Linked DNA regions of Homo sapiens: region 2 is linked to region 1. Evidence: read pairs that join two places in POLR2A ChIA-PET (ENCODE). Cell type or tissue: B cell. All regions are shown on one strand. Region 1 overlaps POLR2A (RNA polymerase II subunit A). Region 2 overlaps TMEM95 (transmembrane protein 95).

Region 1 (2,500 bases):
GGCAAAAGAGTGGACTTCTCGGCCCGTACTGTCATCACCCCCGACCCCAACCTCTCCATTGACCAGGTTGGCGTGCCCCGCTCCATTGCTGCCAACATGACCTTTGCGGAGATTGTCACCCCCTTCAACATTGACAGGTGTGCCTCCGTTGGAAAGCCCTTCCTGGAATGGCTAGGGAAGACATGGCCTCAGTGGCAAGGCTTCGAGAGTCTGCTCCTCCTACCTCGGGCGTGGGCTTGGAGCAAGGAGGAATTGAAGTTCTGAAGTTTAACTTCCACTCAGGGAGGGTGGCTGCAGGGGTATTTTAGGAAGCATTGAGTTCATTGCACCTCTTTCCTTCCTAGACTTCAAGAACTAGTGCGCAGGGGGAACAGCCAGTACCCAGGCGCCAAGTACATCATCCGAGACAATGGTGATCGCATTGACTTGCGTTTCCACCCCAAGCCCAGTGACCTTCACCTGCAGACCGGCTATAAGGCACGTAGCAGGCCAGGGCCTCTCTCAGCCACCTGAGCAGAAAGCTTTCCAAGATAGGGCAGGCTGGGTTAGGCCATCTGAGTCTGTCTCGTTCATTGGGATCCAGACTTGACTGTCTTGTTAAAGGCTGTTGCTGCCCAGGTGTGCAGGGAGCTGTTGGTCTCTGGCATTCAGGGTGGGGGTGGTATAAACCCGGGGCAGCTTGCATATGGCAGGGAAGAGGGATCCGTGGAGGAACAGTGCAGAAGGCTTTATGTTCAGAATCTCTCTTGCTTTTCTTCTAGACTGAGTTCCTTGAGATTGGTGAATGCTGTGTATTATTCATCCCTGATAACCTGGTGTTTGGCCCAGGGCCTTGTCCAGAGGAGTGTTTAATAAGTGTTTCAAGTGAATTAGCACCACGATGTCATCTCTTTTCAGTTTACAAAGGACTTTTTTTTTTTTTTTTTTTTTTTTAAAGAAGACAGTCTCGCTCTATCGCCCAGGCTGGAGTGTAGAATGCAGTGCTGTGATCTTGGCTCACTGCAACCTCTACCTCCCAGGCTCAAGCGATTCTTCTGCCTCAGCCTCCCGAGTAGCTAGGATTACAGGCGCGCGCCACCACACCTAGCTTATTTTTGTATTTTCAGTAGAGATGGGGTTTCACCATGTTGACCAGGCTGGTCTCAAACTCCTGAGCTTAAGTGACGTGCCCGCCTCAGCCTCCCAAAGTGCTTGGATTATAGGTGTGAGCCACTGCACTGGACTTGCAAAGGACTTTAGGTCCATTGTCCTTTTATTCTTAGATACCTCCTTCACTGAGACCTTTTCCTTACCTCACCTCTCTAGGTGGAACGGCACATGTGTGATGGGGACATTGTTATCTTCAACCGGCAGCCAACTCTGCACAAAATGTCCATGATGGGGCATCGGGTCCGCATTCTCCCATGGTCTACCTTTCGCTTGAATCTTAGGTCAGTCCCTGGCTGAGGGAAGCAGGCTGGAATTGGTGGGAGGCGGGCAGGCTGGGTGGCTCCTCAAGGTTTCGCTGCAGACATCTTCCCAACCCTGACTTTTCTCTTTAACTGTAGTGTGACAACTCCGTACAATGCAGACTTTGACGGGGATGAGATGAACTTGCACCTGCCACAGTCTCTGGAGACGCGAGCAGAGATCCAGGAGCTGGCCATGGTTCCTCGCATGATTGTCACCCCCCAGAGCAATCGGCCTGTCATGGGTATTGTGCAGGACACACTCACAGCAGTGCGCAAATTCACCAAGAGAGACGTCTTCCTGGAGCGGGTGTGTGGTCCAAATGGAAACCTGGCTTAAGTGGGCAGTGGGGCTCTGGGGTGCAAGGTGGAGGCTAGAGAGGAAGAGCTGTGTTTTTTTTCCTGACTTACCCAGCAGTGGTCTGTGAGATTGTCTTTTCTGGTGGGCGAACAAAAAGGGGGTTAGGAAAACTCAGGCCAAAAAGGTGTAAGGCGTTAATTCCCCATTTAATTCCTTAAAATTTCATGTAATACCAGGTATTGCCTGTAAAGGAAAGATAAAGGGAAAAATAAGTAAGACCTTGTTCAAATTTTATTTTTCTATTTTAACCTTCACTTATTTCCTAATTATTAAAAGAAATTTATGCTTATTGTTAAGAACAAAAACAAAAATTTCAGTATTACAATGAATTTTTAATTAAAAGTTTTTGGGGCCGGGCGCAGTGGCTCACGCCTGTAATCCCAGCACTTTGGGAGGCCGAGGCGGGTGGATCACGAGGTCAGGAGATCAAGACCATCTTGGCTAACACGGTGAAACCCCATCTCTACTGAAAAATACAAAAAATTAGCCGGGCGTAGTGGCATGAGCCTGTAGTCCCAGCTACTTGGGAGGCTGAGGCAGGAGAATGGCGTGAACTCGGGAGGCAGAGCTTGCAGTGAGCCGAGATCACACCACTGCACTCCAGCCTGGGCGACAGAGCGAGACTCCGTCTCAAAAAAAAAAAAAAAAAAGTTTTTGGGACTGGGCATGGTGACTCACACCTGTAATTCTA
Region 2 (2,500 bases), 140 kb before region 1:
GCTGGGGCAGCGCCGCCCCATCCCCCAGTGGTCCTCATGTGGAGGCTGGCACTAGGCGGGGTTTTCCTGGCAGCCGCCCAGGCTTGTGTCTTCTGTCGCCTCCCAGCCCACGACTTGTCAGGCCGCCTGGCTCGGCTCTGCAGCCAGATGGAGGCCAGGCAGAAGGAATGTGGGGCCTCCCCAGACTTCTCGGCCTTTGCCTTAGGTAGGACCAGACATCCAGGGATGGGCCCAGCAAGCACTCACCCCCCTACCCCCAGAGGGTGGCATGTGACCTTCCAGCTGTGCCCTCCATCTGTGGCCCTTTCTGGACATGCTGGCCTTTCCCTCTGAGAGAGCTCCATATCTGGGAAAGTCAGGAGAGACCCCAGAACCTGGGCTGATGAGGGAATCGCTGGTCCTTGCCCATCTCCACAGATGAGGTGTCCATGAACAAAGTCACAGAGAAGACTCACAGAGTCCTGAGGGTCATGGGTGAGGTCAAGGGGAAAGAGTGACCTAGGGGCTTGGGAGGATACCAAGGAGAGGGACGGGTGACAGGGGTTGGGGTGGGCAGGGAAGGGTGGAGGGGTAGAGACAGGAGGGCTGATCAGGGAGGGGCTGCGTGAAGAGAGGGGGAACTGGCCCCGTCGAGGCCCAGGGAAACGGAGCTGCTGTCTGCCTCCCCAGAAATCAAAGAGGCTGTCTCCTCACTCCCTTCATATTGGAGTTGGCTTCGAAAGACCAAGCTCCCTGAGTACACCAGGGAAGGTACCGATGCGGGATGGGCCTCAAGGGGAGCCTAGGGTCTTAACCAAAGGAATGTGTGGTGAGCAGCTCATCCATTCACACCCCCACCCCTTCCTTGTCTTTCATTTCAGCTCTCTGTCCCCCCGCCTGCCGTGAGTAGGAAAGGAAAGGGGTAGCAAGGACCTGGGGCCTGCAGGGTGTCAGAGGAGGGCCTGGCAGCTGCAGGAGGAAGCTGGGTACCAGGCAGGGTGGAGGCCCGGCCTCCCCTCCCCAGCGTTGCCTCTGCTGTCTCCTGCAGGGGGCAGCACCACGCTGTACAACTGCTCCACCTGCAAGGGGACGGAGGTGTCCTGCTGGCCCCGAAAGCGCTGCTTCCCAGGTCCTCACGCCCATCTTGGCCCCGCCCCACCTTGCCCAGATCCCTGAGCCCTTGGGCTCCCAAGTCGGTGCGTGTGGGTCCCAGAATCATTCACTGCCTCCTGGGTTCCCTGCAGGAAGTCAGGATCTTTGGGAAGCCAAGATTCTGCTCCTCTCCATCTTCGGAGCTTTCCTGCTTCTGGGTGTTCTGAGCCTCCTGGTGGAGTGAGTTTTGGGATAAAGACAGGAATCCTACCCCGCCCAGTGCCTTCCACCACCCATCCTCCCTCCCTCTGTCCCTCCCAGGCCCCTCCCGTAGGCTTCCCACCCTCGTCTTCCCTCAGGTCCCACCACCTCCAAGCAAAAAGTGGCTTGTGAAGACGCTGAAAACCTCCCAGCCTCCAGCTCTAAGGGGTATGCACTCACAACTTCCACATCCCTTGGAGGGGAACCAGTCAGCCCCTTAGTCCCAGCTCCAAAGACAGTCTCCAGACCCTAAAACCCAGACATCCCTGCTTCTGGTTGGTGAGATAATGAAAAACAAGAAAATCCCCAAAAACCCAGATCCCCCACAATCCCAGTGTCAGATGGCCTCCCGGGAACCCAGGCACCCACAGCTGGAAAGTTCCTCCCCTCCAGCCCTCAACCAATCACATGGCTGTCAACAATGCCAGGAAAATATCTACAGAAGGAAAGAATCCCCTACGCCACTCCCACCACACCCACACCCCCTTCTGCCTGTTCCGGGAAAGCGGGGGCATCTGCCCCAGAAGCTATTCCAGGCCCTCCTATGACTGATGGGGAATCCGGGAATGCATGTTCTGGAAAACTCACCCCACTAGAGTGAGATCACATCAGTGGGTTCGCGGGCATGCCCTCCCTCCATCGTGTTAACAGTTTGAAATCCTGGCCTCCCTCAGAGGCCTCCATCCTGCCAGGCCTAAGTAAAACTTGCTGTTCATGGCCTCTGCCCCTGCCTAGCCTCTGTCTGCAACTGGGGAGGGCAGAGGAAGGATGGGAGACTCTCAGAGTAGCACAGTGCTTCTCAGATGGGGGTGATTTTGCACCCCAGTAGACATTTTGCAACATCTGGAGTCGTTTTGGATTGTTTTAACTGGGGGGACGTGCTACTGGCCTCTGGTGGGTAGAGGCTAGAGATGTTGCTAAACATCCCACAACACACAGGAAAGTCCCCACAGCAAAGAATTATCCCGTCCAAAATGTCAGTGTTTACCAGGAAAGGGAGATAGGAGAAAAAAAAAAAGAAAAGAAGAAAAAGAAGAAGGAGGAGGAGGAGAAGAAGAAGAAGAAGAAGAAGAAGAAGAAGAAGAAGAAGAAGAGGAAGAAGAAGAAGAAAGAAAGAAAAGAAAGAAACAAAATGTCAGAGCATGGTTGAGAAACCCTGGTGTTTTGT

The links. Peaks named below come from ENCODE experiments on the same cell type or tissue, not always from the same donor. Only the 100,000 strongest peaks of a DNase experiment are listed, where the experiment ranks them.
Region 2: POLR2A ChIA-PET joins it to region 1 with 7 read pairs; 21 of 35 experiments call an interaction of 5 or more read pairs at or near these places.

Annotation. Positions count from the first base shown.
Region 1 is chr17:7,497,734-7,500,233 of GRCh38, forward strand. POLR2A (RNA polymerase II subunit A) reads left to right here. Exons shown (of 30, transcript NM_000937.5): 7 at 1-137; 8 at 345-477; 9 at 1,306-1,430; 10 at 1,548-1,758. Among named protein-coding and RNA genes, the nearest start is that of POLR2A, 15 kb to the left of the region's middle. In B cell, no CTCF peak of the experiment used is centred here; no DNase peak of the experiment used is centred here.
Region 2 is chr17:7,355,169-7,357,668 of GRCh38, forward strand. TMEM95 (transmembrane protein 95) reads left to right here. Exons shown (of 7, transcript NM_001320436.2): 1 at 1-205; 2 at 418-474; 3 at 670-750; 4 at 861-881; 5 at 1,028-1,108; 6 at 1,224-1,311; 7 at 1,431-2,051. The coding sequence starts at 37. The coding sequence ends at 1,464. Among named protein-coding and RNA genes, the nearest start is that of TMEM95, 1.3 kb to the left of the region's middle. RefSeq lists enhancers at 1-55, 56-582. In B cell, CTCF peaks have their summits at 1,035 (motif pointing right) and 1,235; a DNase peak (open chromatin) is centred at 1,033.